2 separate regions of the Homo sapiens genome follow, and region 1 is linked to region 2. Evidence: read pairs that join two places in POLR2A ChIA-PET (ENCODE). Cell type or tissue: B cell. All regions are shown on one strand. Each heading gives the region's core, and the rest is flanking DNA. Links, peaks and the distances in the headings are about the cores only.

Region 1 (9,355 bases), core at 2,407-4,906, 410 kb after region 2:
CAGGATGCCACTCTCATGTGCAGGATCTACAAATCATTTTATTGAAATTGAACAAATAACACAACAGTCTTCCTAAGCTAGGGGCCATCCTCCCCAAGCCATTTCCCACATTATAGAAGCACAGAGCTTGCACAGTACTTAAAAAAAAAGTCACCTCTATATAGAAATCAGACTCTGCCACGACATCATCATGGACTATTTACAAACCTTCACATTATAAGTATTCCTTTTATGGTTTTTCCCTCCTTTCTTTCCCTACCCAGGGGTTCTAGTGCTTTCCCTTGACTGATCCTGAAGGGGTGGGGGTTACTGTAAGGGAGGGGGTGGTAGGCTACTCATAACTACTGGCACCAGCCTTAGGGTGTTGTCCCTTACCACAAGGTGGTGAACAGTCCCCTCCCAATTGGAGGGGTGGAGGATTTGGTGCAAAGCCATGGAGATTAGACAGAATAGGTGGGTTGGAGTAACTCCCCATAGGCACAAGCATCCGCAGCCTGTCCTGACCCCAGCCTGCACTCTCTCAACTCCTCAACTGGGGGTTCGGGGTTGGGGGGCAACAGTTAGTTGCAGTAGGGGGATCAGCCCAGCCCTGGGTAGAGGGAGAAGCCCCCACCCAGTCCCCACTCCTATCAATAGCCAGCAAACTGTCCATCCATCTGAAGGCGGGAACAAATGGCAGGTAGGTCGGAAGAATCAGGCTGGCACTGCCCCCAGCCTCTGTCCAACACAGGAGGAATCGAGGTAGCAAACGGCTGAAATGCTCTGACTAGGGGTTAAAAGGGAAGTGAAGGAAAGGAAGTTCCTACTTGTATACAGTGCCCACAGCCTAGGGGCTGGAAGAAAGCATACCTTGCTTGTAAAGTGCTGTAGCCTCTAGCAGGGCTAGGCCCCAGGCAAACTTGGAAGAAAGCAGACCAGGCAAGGAACCAGGTAACGGGCATTCCTGACTGGTATATGCCCTGCTGTGCTGCTTGCAGGGGTGGCTTGGGAGAGTGGGGTGCTAACTCTGCCATTAGCCTTCACCACCCACCAACCACCTCTTGTCCACACACAAACCAACACCCAACCAATACTGTGGGACCGACCCGCTCACAGCTGAAGGTTATGGGCCAACAGAGTTTATTCAGGGTTGTGGCCCCAGCCTGGGCTCCTCAATGGAAGCCACACCTTGATTGAGCCTGGGAGTTTCTTGCCGGGGCAGGGGGTGCTTCTGTCTGCCACCTCCCAGGGTCACACCTCATAGAGGATCACAGGGAAATCCACGTGGATGCGGGGGTGATCCAGCTTCACGATGCCCTGCCATGGAAACAGAGGCTAGTAAGGGTCAGCTCAGGGCCTCTACTTCAGGAAGCTTCCTTGTTCCTCCCAGATCCCCCCGCAAAAGCCCCCACCATGACAACAGATCCCATCTGGGTCCACCTCCACACGCTTAGTGTAGGCTCTGTGACCGCTGCCCAGCCCCTCACCTGAGGAATCAGATTCTTATGCACTCGCCTCAGCTTGGCCCGCTTCTGCCCGTTCTTGGTGACGATTGTCTCCTCATAGAACTCGTGAGCCAGATCCCCATCCTCATCATAGAACATAGAGCTGTGTAGAGGGAGAAGGAAACAGGCTGGGCTGGAGCCCCACACCTGGGCATGGCAAATGTCACAGGTCACGGGGAAGTCTGTGGTCTTCCCAACCCCAAGTGGGAAGAAAAGAGGATAATATGCCTGGAGAATCCTTTTTTTAAAAAAAATTTTTCGAGACAGAATCTCACTCTGTTGCCCAGGCTGGAGGTGCAGTGGCGCGATCTCAGCTTGCTGCAACCTCTGCCTCCTGGGTTCAAGCAATTCTCCTGCCTCAGCCTCCCAAGTAGCTGGGACTACAGACATGCACCACCACACCCTGCTAATTTTTTGTATTTTAGTAGAGACGGGGTTTTGCCATGTTGCTCTGGCTGGTCTCGAACTCCTGAACTCAGGCAATCCACTCGTCTTCATCTCCCAAAGTGTTAGGATTACAGGCGTGAGCCACGGTGCCTGGCCTGCCTGGAGAATCCTTTGCCTGGGGTTTGGGGTCTACTAGAAGAAAGTGGGAAGTGAGGTGATGGGTGGGCAGTGCTACTATGTCAGACCCCCAAGAAGAGAGCCCACACCAGAGCACACCATCCAGGCAGCCACCAAGGCCAGTTCTCATCCTTGATTTGTTCAGCAAGGGCAGCCATTCTAATATCAGGACTTTGCCTTCACCCAGGACTTCTAGAGTGGGCAGGGTGGTGGCCTGGGCATGTTGGTCTCACTCCAGAAGATGCTGCTGGCCCAGTGTCAAAGACTGAAATAGCAGAAGCCTAAGCTAGGAAGAAGCACAAAGGAATGAAGGCTGCGTCTCCCCTGACCCCACACCCCAGGTGGCTGGTGAATTGCCACTGTTGGGTCTTCCTGGTGTCTACAGCCAAATCTCTAGCACAGGGAGCGCCCATCTCCAGGAGCCCACTAGAGCCAAGCCAATCTGGTACTCTTGTGCGGGCCTCTGGGAGACTGGGCTGGGGGTTGGGTGGGTAGGTCAGCGCTCTGGATCTGGAGAACATAACTGGGTGAGGGTCTTTTTTCCTCAGCCTCACCCCCAATACTGAGGCCTATCCCTGCTTTCCCAGCCACTACGCTCAAAGGTTCAGCCCCACTACTGTCAGGAAAAGCAGCCTAAACAGAGGGTTATTATCCCCTTGGAATAACTGGGGGGGAAAGGGAGGCTAGGACCCTTCAGTATGCAGGCTGAGCCGGAAGGGATGAAAGGAAGAGATCTTATGGAGGTCTTATGGAGGCCCTAGCTTAGCTTTACCGTGCGGAAGGTCCGACCAGTGACAAGCCTCAGGCCCACTCTTCCCTAGGGAGACTTTCAGAGTGGCCAGGCCGCCAGGAGACCACTGCCCGGCTTTCTCCACCCCCAGCTCCAATGAGGCTCAAAATATGGGGGTCGTCCTGGCTTGGCTGTAGTGGGGTACAGCGGTGGAAGTTCCCCCGTGGCGCGGGACGCCTGGCCGCCCGCCTGTTCCCCCCGCCAGGGTGGAACCCATGCCCTTACCCGCGGCGCGTGAATACGAAGGGGGGCACAGCTCGGCCCCGAGGCCGCACCAAAGCTTGCTCAGCTCCTGCTGCCTCTGAGCCGCCGCCTCCGGCCGCCGAGGCGAAGGGCCACAGGCCCCGAGCTTTGGACCCGCTGGCGCCCATGTCAGGGCCGCCGGCGCATGGCGGGCCCCGTGGCCGCTCTGCTCACACCGCAGTCCGCACTACCATAACCTGCCCCAGCCGCTGATCGCAGGTGCCGCCGCCGCCGCCTTCCGCAGGCTCGGCTGTCTCCACGGAAACCTCACTTCCGCTTCCGCACGCTGCCACCTCTGATTGGCTGTTGCTCAAGTCGTGGGGGCGGGACCAATGGGCGCCCTTAGATGCTGGGCATCCCAGCATGCGTTGCGAGATCCCAGGTCCCAGCAAGCGCGATCTGACCAGCTGGGACAGCTCCCACCGAGGAAAGTGGTGGCCGTGAGTCCTCCCGGTCTTTTGGGTGTATTTGGCGGCTCTGACGTCCCCCAACACCTGAGTTCAGGCCTAGCAGGACTTCGCAAGCACCAATCCTCAAACCTGCACTTCAGGGCCTAAGGCCAGACCGCCGGGTGCCCATCTGGCTTCTATTTTCACAGCTGTATTTTTGCGATTGCCACGCTTATGTGAACTAACCAAGTTGAAAGAAAATTAAGGAACTGGCCAGATTCACATAGTTACATTCAGTTCTGAAGAACTTCGAATTCAGTGTTTTCAAACCCAGCAGAGTCCATGCTTAATGAAAGCAAGAATTGTTAACAGCTATACCCTCGGTATCACGAGCAGTGTCTGGTCCACGGTGGCAGCTCTGTATTTGGTGAAGGAGTTATGCCACACCTTCTCCCAGAGCGTGGTGTGTGTGTGTTGAAGGGATGGTTTTGTTTTTTTTTTTTTTTGAGATGGAGTTTCACTCTTGTCGCCCAGGATAATGTGCAGTGGCACGATCTCGGCTCACTGCAGCCTCTGCCTCCAGGGTTCAAGCGATTCTCCTGCCTCAGCCTCCCGAGTACTTGGGATTACAGGCATCTGCCACCATGCCGGCTAATTTTTTTGTATTTCTAGTAGAGACGGGGTTTCACCATGTTGGTCAGGCAGTCTTGAACTCCGGACCTCAGGTGATCCACCCGCCTTGGCCTCCCAAAGTGCTGGGATTACAGGCCTGAGCCACTGCGCCCGGCCGTTTTTTTTTTTTTTGAGTTGGAGTCTTGCTCTATCGGAGTGCAGTGGTGTGATCTCCACTCACTGCAACCTCTGCCTGCCGGGTTCAAGCGATTCTCCTGCCTCAGCCTTCTGAGTAGCTGGGACTACAAGCGCCCACCACCACGCCCAGCTAAATTTTTTTTGTATTTTTGGTAGAGATGGGGTTTCGCCATGCTGGCCAGGCTGGCCTCGAACTCCTGGCCTCAAGTGATCTGCCCACCTAGCCCAACCAAAGTGTTGGGATTACAGGTGTGAGCCACTATGCCCAGCCAGTTTCCCTAAGTTCTAACTGCAGTCCATTTTTGTCTCCACCACAACCTGAGCCCCAGGGAGCTGAGTGATGACCAAGTATGTATGCATACTACATCTTCACAAATTGGTCCATGGTGACTTTGCAAGACACCTGGGAGCCTGTCCATCACCCTTGGCAACTTCTGGCACCATGAGGGGCAACTGCAGCTCTGCGCCTATAATAATAAAGAGTCCAGGCTGGGCAGGGTGGCTCACACCTGTAATCCCAACACTTTGGGAGGCCAAGTTGGGAGGATCCTGGGCAACACAGAGAGACTCATGTCTCTACAAAAACTTTATATGTATAAAAGATTCCAACAGCAGGAGGATCTTGAAATCTTTATTGAGCCAATTCTCTCAGGCCCCAGGCCCTGATGATGACTGTCACCCCAACCCCTTTCCCCACAGGAGGCATTCAGCTGAGGCCACCACACATTACATACATTCACGCACTTCATAAAAAACACCTGAGGGAGAGACCCTGGCTTTGATTAGCAAATAAGGTATGAACCTGGGCCAGTGCCCACATTCACACAGACCCTGGCCCAGGGACATCCTCCTCATATGAAGCATTAAGGCACATGCTGTACTGTGAGCCAGCACTCCCTGACCTCAGGGTGTGTGAGGAGTTGGCACTGTAGAGAGAAACCAAGACTCTTCCTCAATGCCTGCCTTATTCTGAGCACCCACCCTTAGCTCTGATAAGGATATCCTGAGACCACATTCAAGATCCAAAACCTTTCCTCATAGATGAGGGCCGTCACCCCTGCAAACATGACCCTGTTCTGTTTGCAGGGTCTCCAAGATTTTCACTTCTGAGACAAAAATTGAGGAGACTTCTGTCTGCACCACTCCTGCTGCAGGCCTGGAGCAGCTTCTCAGGGCAGCCCTGGCCCACTAAGGCCCAGTAATGAGGGCAGAGGGGTGCAGAGCCATACCTGGCTACACCCACAGGTGGACACAGGGAGCAAGCTACTTCGCTGTTCTCTGGGCTCATTCCCCCAGCACAGGAGGGCCTCCATGCACACTCATTCCACAGGCCCCACTGGCCCTGTCACACTCACACGGCACGCACTTGGCGCTGCCTGCTGTCTGCCTTCCACCTGGGGGTACAAGAGGTCACCCAAGGGGGCAGGCGTGCAGGGCCTCTTGGATCTTCTGGCGGCAATAGGAGTACTTCTGCAGGATCTGGCGGAGGTGCTCCTCCTCCTCCCGCTGCAGGATACGTAGGAAGTTATGTAGTTCAGGCATGCTGAAGGCGTCCCACTGCAAGGGGCAAAAGGGGAGTGTACAGGCTGCAGAAGGGATGGCCAAGCCAGCAGACCCTCCCCAGAGAAGACTAGCACCTCATGTTCACACAAGCTAGGACTGGGCTTTCTGATGTCAGGCTCTTGGCTGAATGATCTCTGGTAGGATCCCTGACAGCAGTTTGTATGGAAGATGGGCCCTACAAAACGGTCACCTTACTGAGACAACCAAGTCAGATGTTCCCCAATTACCTGTGGACAGGTCAGGCATATTCTGAGTCTAATTTCACTCCACAGGCCTAATACCTTGGAGCCAGAAAGCTTCCAGGTAAAAAGTCTGAAGGGGGCCTCCTCATGTCATTAGATGGACTCCTGCATCTCCAGAAGATTTTCCACACCAGGAAAGATCAAAGCACCAAGGCAATTCTTCCTGGCTTCTTGGGACAACCCTAGGCTTTGGCATGAGTGGTCTGGAAGCCTTTGCTTTAGTTACAATGCCTATACACTCCTGGAACTGTTTTGCAGGGCTTGTCTTCCAGCACAATTCCTCCTCCAAGCCTTACTGTAGCTACAGCCCATCAGTCCTGTCTAGTGACAACCAAGAAACTAAGAACTATGTACTCACGTTCACCTCCCCAGAGTCATTTTCCTTCAGGACAAAGCTCAGGGCCTTGTCACTGGGCCCTGCCAGGAGCCGCAGCCGCAGGGGCTGCTCATCATCCAACAGCTTCCGCAAGTACACTGTGAAGGGGAAGTAATGATCAGAGACAGGGCCAGCTGCTCAGCCCCTGCATGCTCAGGTGCATGCGTATATACCCTCACATAGGGCAGGGTGGGGTGGGAAGCCCACCTTGGCCGTGACGCTCAGCGCGCTCAAAGAGTGCAAACTTGCGGGGGTCATCCACCACCAAGAACTTTCGCAGCAGGGCCTCAATGACTTCACGTGCCCTTGTGCGTGACAGCACATGCAGGTGCTTGACAGCATCCTTGGGCAGGTAAAAGGAAGTGCGGCGCCTGACACTTGTGCCCCGTCCTGGGCCCCGCCGGGCATCCTGCAAGGAGGGTGGCTTCTTGCTGGAGGGCACAGAGACAGGGCGCACCAGCTTCAGCTGAACCTTGATGAAGCCTGTGTAAGAACCGTCCTTGTTCTAAAGAAATAGAGAAACCAAACCTTGATAATAGGTTCCAGGTGAGATGTCAGTCTACTTGGGGCTAGGCTGGGTATGCACAAATTACTGCTTGCGCCCACCCAAGATAACCTCAGTTGTGACCCTCTGAGTATCAGGCACATAGCTGGGTACCTGCTCCTCCCCACGCCCCCTTCCTGAGCAGTCAACTCACCAAGCTCATGAAGAGGTTGCTGTTGATCTGGGCATTGTACTCCTTGATCTTCTGCTCAATCTCAGCTTGAGAAAGGTCAGGTGTCTCCCACTCCACAGGCTCGTCCTGCAAGATGGGCCAGCATGGACACAGGGCCCTTGAGGAACCCAGGGCTTCTCTGAAAAATGGCCTCTGGGGCAGTCTTTGGAAACTGACTGCCTTTGGCCCCCTGTCCCTGATGTACATATACATAGCTGGTGCCCACCCTGAACCCACCACTGCTCCTGGTTTTGCATGCTCTGGGTGGATAAGGGAAAGACAGAATCATTTGGCTTCTCTCTGCTGCCTGCCTAGGGCCTCAGCACTGAATGTAGCCTTAAGGATACCACAGAAGCAGGGGCAACTGAAGGCACATGGCCAGGGGCCAGGAACAGCTGAGGGACTCTGAAGAGGGACTCTCATTTAAAGTAAAATCAGGCTGGGTGTGGTGGCTCACATCTGCAATCCCAGCATTTTGGGAGGCTAAGGTAGGAGGATCACTTGATCCTCAGGAGTTTGAGACCAGCTTGGGCAACATAGCAAGACCTCATCTCTACTAAAAAAAGAAAAAAAAAAATTAGCCAGGTGTGGTGGTGTGCCTGTAGTCCCAACTGTTCAGGAGGCTGAGGTGGGAGGATCGTTTGAGCCCGGGAGATTGCAGCTACAGTAAGCTATTATCGTGTCACTGCACTCCAGCCTGGGGAACTGAGTGAGACCCTGCTTCAAAACACAAAAAACAAAAACAGGCTGGGCACGTTGGCTCACGCCTGTAATTCTAGCACTTTGGGAGGCCGAGGCGGGTGGATCACCTGAGGTCAGGAGTTTGAGACCAGCCTGACCAACATGGAGAAACCCCGTCTCTACTAAAAATACAAAATTAGCCAGGCGTGGTGGCACATGCCTGTAATCCCAGCTACTTAGGAGGCTGAGGCAGGAGAATTGCTCAAACTCGGGAGGTGGAGGTTGCAGTGAACTGAGATCGTGCCATCGCACTCCAGCCTGGGCAACAAGAGCGAAACTCGGTCTCAAAAAAAAAAAAAATCAGTAAAATCACACCTCAATTGCACATTCTGATCACAGCACCCTAGTTGAGTTGGAGTGAGGGTTTGTCCTGGAGAAGGCAGCCCATTTTTCTCCTCTGCCCCGGCACGGGGCCATGACCCACTGCAGGGTGAGAGGAGTGGAGAGTGGTGCACATCAGTAGTCCAGCCACCAGTGGACAGAGTAGTACTTGGAGCCAGTTCTCCATGTCTCACACATAGTGAGAAAAATCACTGTGACATGATGTTTAACCTTGACCCAAGCTGCATAAAAGGCAGCTTTAGGCCAGGCTCCAATCTGCCAGAGGTACACAGGCAGCTTCCTGGTGGGTTTCTGCACCTGCCTGTGCTGTCTGGAGATTTGGCCCAAAGATTTTTTTTTTTTTTGAGACGAAGCCTCACTCTGTCGCCCAGGCTGTAGTGCAGTGGCTGGATCTTGGCTCACTGCAAGTTCTGCCTCCTGGGTTCAAGCGATTCTCCTGCCTCAGACTCCCGAGTAGCTGGGACTACAGGCGCGTGCCACAACAACACCCGGCTAATTTTTGTATTTTTAGTAGAGATGGGATTTCACCACATTGGCCAGGTTGGTCTTGAACTCCTGACCTCAAGTGATCCGCCTGCCTTCACCTCCCAAAGTGCTGGGATTACAGGCGTGAACCATCGTACCCGACCCAGAGATTTTTAACTCGACCACTCACTCCCCACCTCATCTAGGGACTGGATTCTTGCCGGAAGGGTGGAGTGTGGGACAGGGCAGCCAGGGCTCTGAACCGACTTTCTTCTCCCAGACTCCCTTGGCCCCACTGCATCAGCCTTACTTCCTGTTGACGTCAGATAGGCCCTAGTTAGAATGCGAGTGTCACAGACACAGCTAAGCTCAGCGCTGACCAATACTTTGTCCCAGAAGAATTCCCACAAGGTTTCCTGTAGAATGATCTTGTGCCTAGCCCAGGAGAGCCAGGGTTCTCCCTGACTCCGCCCTGGAGTCCCCTTAAGCACTTAAACCATCTGATGGGGACAAATGGAGAGGACAGATGAGGGAGCAGGGTGGAGCGTTTTAGCAGAATGCTCCTTACCCAGAACCCGCTGCTATTCTGCAGCCAGCAAGGATGTGGGGCTAAGAACTAAGGCCAGGGCC
Region 2 (9,355 bases), core at 3,700-6,199:
ATTTGGCCTCTAGGGTCCTTCAATGGCAGGCTGAAGGATCCTCACTTGTCAGGCAACATACAGTTCACCCAAGAGGGGATCCATTCCAGGTACCAATCCTTTAAGAAAGAGGGATCTAGCTGGATGGACTAGAAGGGCAGAGACTCATGGAGCAAACACTGCAGGCAGGCCAGGGGCCCAGGAGGCACTGGTGTTAGTGTGAGCAAAGTAGACCTGAGCCTGCATCCCAGAACACAGAGTCTGGTGGGAATAACTGAGCTCTTGTCCCCTCCTAGCTGTGTAACCTTGGGCAAATGACTCTTCCCTGGAAGCATGGCATAAAGTAGGTGTTCAAAAAAGTTCATGAAAAGGGTGGTCCCAAACAGATAGCATCACCATCAGTAGCATTTGTGTGGCATCAGCCAGTCTGTGTCCAAGAACATTCTCTCTGGACCTGGCATAGCTCCAGTCAGGCAGCTCCTATGTGTGTGCCCAAAGAACTAATTTTCAACCTCTTCTTTTTGTCACCTTTAAGCTATGTAATTCTTTCTTTAATTGAATCTTTTGCAGAAGCTCCACGTGCAAACAGATAGGGAAGCAGAGCCTGTATCCTGACAGCTGGCCTGGTGGCCACTCCTGCACTGAGCCTGAAGGACCGCAGAGCACATGGAGGGTTGGGCACCACTGCCAACAGCATCACCCCACACAGAATAAAACCAAAGAAAGAAGGTTGGGGAGATAATCTGGGGATTTTCTAGGCCCCCAGTCCCATCCATCAGGACAATCAAGAGTAATGGTTCCCAGCAAGAGTCAGAGCCCAGAAGGAAAAGGCGCAGGCTGCCTTGTCAGACAGTGGGCCAGAGGAACTAAGAGGCTGCATGCCCTCAACAGGAACCTGCGGTAGCATCCACAGAGGTCCCCTCTGAGACTGAGACTAAGAGGAGCAATCCAAAACAACCACCACAACACCACAAGGCCCAGGATGCTGAATGCCAAGGAAACTAGGGCATGTCTAAGTCTTGCGCAAGAACACACAGGCCACGTAAATCTCATAGACCAGTAATTCCAAAGCTATCCTAAAAGCCAGAGTGGGCTCTGAGAGATGAGTCTGCCCAAGTGCAGGCCAAGAGTAAGCTGCTCCTGACAGTACCAGGGTTGTGGCCAGGGCTTCCAGGCCTATCTGGGCTCAAGCGATCCTCCTACCTCAGCCTCCTGAGTCGCTGGGAACACAGGCGTGAGCCACCATGCGTGGATAATTTTTGTATTTTTTGGTAGAATTAGGGTTTTGCCATGTTGCTCAGGCTGGTCTCCAATACCTGGGCTCAAGCAATCTGCCTGCCTTGGCCTCCCACAGTCCTGGGATTACAGCTGTGAGCCAGCACCCGGCCTGGAATGCCCTACATTTCTTTTCTTTTCTTTTCTTTTCTTCTTTGAGACGGAGTCTGGCTCTGTCGCCCAGGCTGGAGTGCAGTGGCGCTATCTTGGCTCACTGCAAGCTCTGCCTCCCCAGTTTATGCCATTCTCCTGCCTCAGCATCCCGAGTAGCTGGGACTATAGGCGCCCGCCACCACGCCCAGCTAATTTCTTTTTGTATTTTTAGTAGAGACGGGGTTTCACTGTGTTAGCCAGGATGGTCTCGATCTCCTGACCTGGTGATCCACCCGCCTCAGCCTCCCAAAGTGCTGGGATTACAGGCGTAAGCCACCACGCCTGGCCGGAATGCCCTACATTTCTATGTCTCCTCACTTTCCTACTCCTCTAGTCAACTTCACACCTTTTCTCTCTTCAAACATCCATCATCTCCTTCCCTGATGGTCATACTCAGCACTATCAGCAAATGACCTTGCCTTCCATTTCACCGAGAAGACAGAAGTCGTTAGAAGAGAACTTCCGGGGCGAGTGTGGTGGCTCACGCCTGTAATCCCAGCACTTTGGGAAGCCGAGGCGGGCAGATCACCTGAGGTCGGGAGTTTGAGAACAGCCTGACCAACATGAAGAAACCCTGTCTCTACTAAAAATACAAAAAATTAGCCAGGCATGGTAGAGCATGCTTATAATCCCAGCTACTCAGGAGGCTGAGGCAGGTCAATCACTTGAACCCGGGAGGCGGAAGTTGTGGTGAGCCGAGATTACACTCCAGCCCAGGCAACAAAACCAAAATTGCGTCTCAAAAAAAACAAGAAGGCCAGGCGCGGTGGCACACACCTGTAATCCCAGCACTTTGGGAAGCCAAAGTGGGTGGATCACCTGAGGTCAGGAGTTCGCAACCAGCCTGACTAACATGGTGAAACCCCATCTCTACTAAATAAAAAAAAATTAGCCAGGTGTGGTGGCACGTGCTTGTAATCCAAGCTACTTGGGAGGCTGAGACAGAAGAATTGCTTGTACCTGGGAGGCAGAGGTTGCAGTGAGCCGAGATCATGCCACTGCACTCCAGCCTGGGCAACAAGAGCGAAACTCTGTCTCAAAAAAAAAGAACAAAAAAAAAGAACTTCCGGAGATTACCACCACGAGCTTACCTCATCTGCCAGAATAGGCCTTCCCTCTTTTTTTTTTTTGAGACAGAGTCTCACTCTGTGGCCCAGACTGGAGTGCAGGAGCACGATCTTGGCTCACCAAAACCTCCACCTCCCAGATTCAAGCGATTCTCCTGCCTCAGCCTCCCAGGTAGCTGGGATTACAAGCACCCACCACTTCGCCCGGATAATGTTTGTATTTTTAGTAGAGACGGGGTTTTACCATGTTGGCCAGGCTGGTCTCAAACTCCTGACCTCAAATGATCCACCCGCCTCAGTCCCCCAAAGTGCTGGGATTACAGGCATGAGCCACCGTGCCTGGCCCCCTCTTCTTACTAAAGATGAGCTGTTCATGCTCCATAGAGGCTAACTCCTCCATGTGTACACCAGAGCCCAGCCCCTCTCACCTACTCAGGTACATGGCTTCAGCAGCTGTCCCTCCTCATCAGTTTCCCCTTCTCCCTTATCCATTACCAATATGGTGATATTTCTTGTCTTCAAAACCCCCTCCCAGCAGGGCTTGGTGGCTCATGCCTGTCATCCTAGTACTTTGGGAGGCCTAGGTGGGCAAACCACTTGAGCCTAGGAGTTTGAGACCAGCTTAGGCAACATGGTAAAACCCCATCTCTACAAAAAGTACAAAAGATTAACCAGGTGTGGTGGCATGCACCTACAGTCCCAGCTACTTGGGAAGCTGAAGTGGGAGAATCACCTGATCCCAGGAGGTCCAGGCTGCAGTGAGTGGTGATCACACCACTGCACTCCAGCCTGGGTAAAGGGAGTGAGATCCTGTCTCAAAAACAAAAACCAAACAATTTTGGGGGTGTTCGCTTTGTAATAATTCACTGGGCTATACTTATGATTTGTGAACTTTTCTATATGTTTGTTTTACTTCAAAGTTAAAACAAAACAAACTTCCCCTTAACTCTACATTCCCCACTAGCTATCAACCCATTTTTCTGTTGCCCTTTATAAAAAAACAAACAAACCCCCTCAAAATGGCAAATAATATTTGGAGTTTGCATTAGTCAGGTAGGCTAGACTATTCTGTGTAAAAAATGGATGCCAAATGCTACAGGTTTTACACCCAAAGATCTTTTTTTATTTTTTGAGACGGAGTCTCACTCTGTCACCCAGGCTGGAGTGCAGCAGCGCCATCTCCGCTCACTGCAACCTCTGACTCCTGGGTTCAAGCGATGCTCCTCCCTCAGCCTCCCGAGCAGCTGGGATTACAGACGCCCACCACCACACCTGGCTAATTTTTGTATTTTTAGTAGAGACGGGGTTTCACTATGTTGGCCAGGCTGGTCTCAGGTGATCCTGACCTCAGGTGATCCGCCCACCTTCACGGATCCAAAGTGCTGGGAGTACAGGCATGAGCCACCGCACCCAGCCCCAAAGACCTATTTTTTGCTCACATAAAATCTACTGTGGGACTGGTAGCAATTCAGAGTAGCTCCCTTCCAAGCAGTGATTCAGGAATCCAAGCCACTAGCACCCTATAGAAGCCATTCGGAACACATGCCTTCCACATCACCTGGCAAGGGAAGACAGAGATGGAGGATCATGTACCAGCTCTTAAATACTTCGTAGCTCACATTGGCCAGAACCAGTGATGTGGCCAGAGGGACTGGGAAATATATGGAGCTCACGGATATCTGGAAAGCAGGAATTGTCTCTGCCGTAGCCTCTCCATTTCTCCCATTCTCTCTAAACCAGTTCTGAACAGAATCTCACCTCCATTACTCCATCAACACTGCTCCCATCAAGGTCACCAACGACCTCCAGGATCATCTTACTTCACCCATAAACAATAGATAATTTGGTTATTTCCTCTCTCTTGAAACATTTTCTCCTCTTTTATGGCATACCACTCCTTTCTTGGCTCTCTTCTGACCTCATGGACTACTCCTTCTGAGTCCTTTTTGCAGTTCTTACTGTAAAGGGGCACAGAATTCAGTCTTTGGACCTCTTCTCTGTCTTCACTCAATCCCTTGGTGATCTCATTTGGTCTCATAGTTTTAAATTCCCTCTACATATTAATACTTTTTTTTAATCTCCAGCCCCAATATCTTTTCTGACTTAAAGAGGCACACACATTTAACTGTCTACTTCATGTTATCTCAAGGTTATATGCCTCAAACTGAACTCCTTAAAAAGGCCATCTCCTGGCCAGGCGTGGTGGCTCTCACCTGTAATCCCAGCACTTTGGGAGGCCGAGGAGGGTGGATCACGAGGTCAGAAGTTTGAGACCAGCCTGGCTAACCTGGTGAAACCCCATCTTTACTAAAAATATGAAAATTAGCTGGGTGTGGTGGCACACGCCTGTAATCCCAGCTACTCAGGAGGCTGAGGCAGGAGAATTGTTTGAATGTGGGAGGCGGAGGTTGCAGTGAGCCAAGATCGTGCCACTGCACTCTAGCCTGGGTAGCAGAGCCAGATTCTGCATCAAAAAAAAAAAAGGTCATCTCCTTAAAAAGTTGCTCCTAGCTGGGTATGGTGGCTTACACCTGTAATCCTAGCACTTTGGGAGGCCAAAGCAAGCAGATTACTTGAGCCCAGGAGTTCAAGACCAGCCTGGGCAATATGGCAAACCCTGCCTCTACAAAAATACAAAAATTAGCCAGGCGTGGTGGCACGTGTCTGTGGTCCCAGTTACTCAGGAGGCTAAGGTGGGAGGATCACAGGAACCCGGGAGGTAGAGCTTGCAATGAGCCAAGATCGTGCCACTGCACTCCAGCCTCGGCAATAAGAGTGAGACCCTGTCTCCTTTTTTTTTTCTTTTTTTGAGATGGAGTCTCGCTCTGTCGCCTGGACTGGAGTGCAGTGGCGCGATCTCAGCTCACTGCAAGCTCCACCTCCTGGGTTCATGCCATTCTCTTGTCTCAGCCTCACGAGTAGCTGGGACTACAGACGCCTGCCACCACACCCGGCTAATTTTTTGTATTTTTTAGTAGAGACGAGGTTTCACCGTGTTAGCCAAGATGGTCTCAACCTCCTGACCTCATGATCCGCCTGCCTCAGCCTCCCAAAGTGCTGGGATTACAGGCCTGAGCCACCACGCCTGGCTGGTAGAGAACCTGTCTTTAAAAAGAAAAAAAGGCCGGGTGCAGTGGCTCACGCCTGTAATCCCAGCACTTTGGGAGGCTGAGGTGGGCGGATCACCAGGTCAGGATATCGAGACCACTCTGGCTAACACGGGAAACCCATCTCTACCAAAAATACAAAAAATTAGCCGGGCGTGGTAGCACTTTTTTTTTTTTTTTTTTAAGAGATGGGGTCTTGCTCTGTCACCAAGTCTGGAGTGCAGTGGCTATTCACAGGTGTAATCACCACCCCACCATGCACTACAGCCTCAAATTCCTGGGCTCAAGTGAACTTCCTGCCTCAGCCTCCCGAGTAGCAGGGACTACAGGCACTTACCACTTCTCCCAGAGTTTTCACCATCTCAGTAAAAGACAATTTCATGGCTGGGCATAGTGGCTCATGCCTGTAATCCCAGCACTTTGGGAGGCCGAGGTGGGTGGATCACCTGAAGTCAGGAGTTCAAGACCAGCCTGGCCAACATGGTGAAACCCCATCTCTACTAAAAATACAAAATTAGCCAAGTGTGGTGGTGCATGCCTGTAATCCCAGCTACTTGGGAGGCTGAGGCAGGAGAATCACTTGAACCCATGAGGCAGAGGTTGCAGTGAGCCACGATCACGCCATTGCACTCCAGCCTGGGCAATAAGAGCAAAGCTCTGTCTCAAAAAAAAAAAAAGAAAGAAAGAAAGACGGCCGGGAGCAGTGGCTCACGCCTATAATCCCAGCACTTTGGGAGGCCGAGGTGGGCAGATCACAAGGTCAGGAGATCGAAACCATCCTGGCTAACACAGTGAAACCCCGTCTCTATTAAAAATAAAAAAATTAGCCAGGTGTGGTGGCATATGCCTGTAATCCCAGCTACCCCGGGAGGCTGAGGCAGGAGAATCGCTTGAACCTGGGAGGCAGAGTTGAGATCGCACCACCGCACTCCAGCTTGAACCCAGGAGGCGGAGGTTGAGATCGTGCCACCACACTCCACCCTGGGTGACAGAGCGAGACTCTGTAAAGGGAGGAAGGAAGGAAGGAAGGAGGGAAGGAGGGAGGGAGAGAAGGAAGGAGGGAGGGAGGGAGGGAGGGAAAGAAGGAGGGAAGGAAGGAGGGAAGGAAGGAAAGAAGGAAGGAAGCAAGGAAGGGGAAGGAGGGAAAGGAAGGAAAGGAAGAAAGGAAGGAAAAGAAGAAAGGAAAGAAGCCAGGAAAGAAGGAAAGAACGAAAGAAAAAAAGACAATTTCTTTTTTTTTTTTTTGAGACAGTCTTGCTCTGTTGCCCAGGCTGGAGTGCAATGGCGCGATCTCAGCTCACCGCAACAGTGCGATCTCAGCTCCACCTCCTGGGTTCAGGCAATTCTCGTGCCTCAGCCTCCTAAGTAGCTGGGACTACAGGCGTGTGCCACCACACAGGCTAATTTTTGTATTTTTAGTAGAGACAGGGTTTCACCATGTTAGCCAGGCTGGTCTCAAACCCCTGACCTGGTGATCCGCCTGCCTTGGCCTCCCAAAGTGCTGGGATTACAGGTGTGAGCCACCACACCTGGCCAAGAAAGACAATCTCATCCTTTCAGTTGTTTGGTGAAAAACCGTGGAGTCAGCCGGGCACGGTTTCTCACACTTTGTAATCCCAGCACTTTGGGAGGCCGAGGCAGGCAGATCATGAGGTCAGGCGATCGAGACCATGCTGGCTAACACGGTGAAACCCCATCTCTATGAAAAATACAAAAAATTAGCCGGGTGTGGTGGCGCATGCCTGTAATTCCAGCTACCCCGGGAGGCTGAGGCAGGAGAATCCCTTGAACCCGGGAGGTGGAGGTTGAGATCGCGCCACCGCACTCCACCCTGGGTGACACAGCGAGACTCTGGGAGGGAAGGAAGGGAGGGAGGGAGGGAGGGAAGGGAGGAAGGAAGGAAGGGGAAGGAGGGGAAGGAGGGAAAGGAAGGAAAGGAAGAAAGGAAGGAAAGAAAGAAAGAAAGGAAGGGAAGAACGAAAGAAAGACAAGCTCTTTTTTTTTTTTTTTTGAGACAGTCTTGCTCTGTTGCCTAGGCTGGAGTGCAACAGCGCAATCTCAGCTCCACCTCCCAGGTTCAAGCGATTCTCATGCCTCAGCCTCCCGAGTAGCTGGGACTACAGGCGTGTGCCACCACATTGGCTAATTTTTGTATTTTTAGTAGAGACAGGGTTTCACCATGTTGGCCAGGCTAGTCTCAAACCCCTGACCTTGTGATCTGCCCACCTTGGCCTCCCAAAGTGCTGGGATTACAGGTGTGAGCCACCTCACCTGGCCAAGAAAGACAATCTCATTCTTTCAGTTGTTTGGTGAAAAACCTTGGAGTCGGCCGGGCACGGTTTCTCACACCTGTAATCCCAGCACTTTGGGAGGCCGACGCAGGCAGATCATGAGGTCAGGAGATCGAGACCTTGCTGGCTAACACGGTGAAACCCTGTCTCTACTAAAAATACAAAAAATTAGCCGGGCATGGTGGCACGTGCCTGTAGTTCCAGCTACTCAGGAAGCTGAGACAGGAGAATTGCTTGAACTGGAGAGGCAGAGGTTGCAGTGAGCCAAAATCGTGTCGTTGTACTCCAGGCTGGGTGGCAGAGCGAGACTCTGTCTCATAGGAAAAAAAAAAAACAAAAAACCTTGGAGTCATCCCTTACGCCTCTCTTTTTTTCCCCACACCTCATATACCAAACCATCAGCAAATCCTGTTAGCTCTATTTCAGAATACAGGCACATCCAGCAAAATGTCTCTAGTTAACATTTTCACCATAGAATGCCTTTTTGTTTTTAATATCCAGCTTGGTTGTCAGCCTTCAAGATGGTCTCTAGTAATCCTCAACTCCTGCTATGCGACTTTGCATACTCCCTTTCCACACTGAGCAGGGCTGACCTATGCAACCAATAGGACACTGTGTAAATAACAATGTGTGGCTGGGGACAGTGGCTTATGCCTGTAATCCCAGCACTTTGGGAGGCCAGGATGGGCTGATCACTTGAGGTCAGGAGTTTGAGACCAGCCTGGACAACATGGTGAAACCCCATCTCTACTAAAAATACAAAAATTACCTAGGTGTCATGACGGGCGCCTGTAATCCCAACTGCTTGGGAGGCTAAGGTATGAGAATCACTTGAACCCGGGGGGAGGCAGAGGTTGCAGTGAGCTGAGATCGCACTGCTGCACTCCAGCTTGGGTGCCAGAGCAGACCCTGTCTCAAAAAAAAATGAAAAAACAATGTGTGACTTCTGAGGCTAGGTCATAAAAGACATTGTGGCTTCTGCCTTGTTCTCTTGGATCATTCCCTCTAGGGAAAGCCATCAGCCATGTTGTAAGGACATGTAAGCAGCTCTATGGAGAGAACTTCATGGCAAGGGACTGAGACCTCCTGTGAACAGCCAGTACCAACTTGCTAGTCATGAGTGAGTCATCTCGGAAGCAGATCATCTAGGCCCAGTCAAACCTTCAGATGACTTCAACGTAATAAGAGACCCTGAGCTTGAGCCATCCAGCTAAGCCACTCCCAAATTCTTGACCCACAAGAACTGTATGAGATAATAAATATTGTTGTTTTAAGCTGCTAAGTTTTGGCATAATTTGTTACACAGCAATAGTTAACTAATATACCAAACTTATGTTGATTCAGCTTATGTTTATTTATTTATCTATTGAGACAGGGTCTCACTCTGCCACCCAGGCCGAAGTGCAATAGTGTGATCATGGTTCACTGTAGCCTCAACCTCCCAGGCCCAAGTGATCCTCCCACCTCAGCCTCCCAAGTAGCT

Evidence for each region. Peaks named below come from ENCODE experiments on the same cell type or tissue, not always from the same donor. Only the 100,000 strongest peaks of a DNase experiment are listed, where the experiment ranks them.
Region 1: POLR2A ChIA-PET joins it to region 2 with 10 read pairs; 3 of 35 experiments call an interaction of 5 or more read pairs at or near these places.

The regions. Positions count from the first base shown.
Region 1 is chr3:50,324,891-50,334,245 of GRCh38, forward strand. TUSC2 (tumor suppressor 2, mitochondrial calcium regulator) reads right to left here and starts at 3,333. Exons shown (of 3, transcript NM_007275.3): 1 at 3,064-3,333; 2 at 1,467-1,587; 3 at 19-1,296. The coding sequence starts at 3,209. The coding sequence ends at 1,231. RASSF1 (Ras association domain family member 1) reads right to left here. Exons shown (of 6, transcript NM_007182.5): 3 at 7,160-7,264; 4 at 6,669-6,966; 5 at 6,444-6,559; 6 at 4,898-5,837. The coding sequence ends at 5,691. RefSeq lists an enhancer at 3,468-3,577. In B cell, for the core only: no CTCF peak of the experiment used is centred there; a DNase peak (open chromatin) is centred at 3,371; H3K4me3 peaks cover 1,559 bases; H3K27ac peaks cover 1,621 bases.
Region 2 is chr3:49,915,893-49,925,247 of GRCh38, forward strand. All of the region lies in intron 1 of MON1A (MON1 vesicular trafficking associated A), which reads right to left. Among named protein-coding and RNA genes, the nearest start is that of MON1A, 9.2 kb to the right of the region's middle. In B cell, for the core only: no CTCF peak of the experiment used is centred there; no DNase peak of the experiment used is centred there.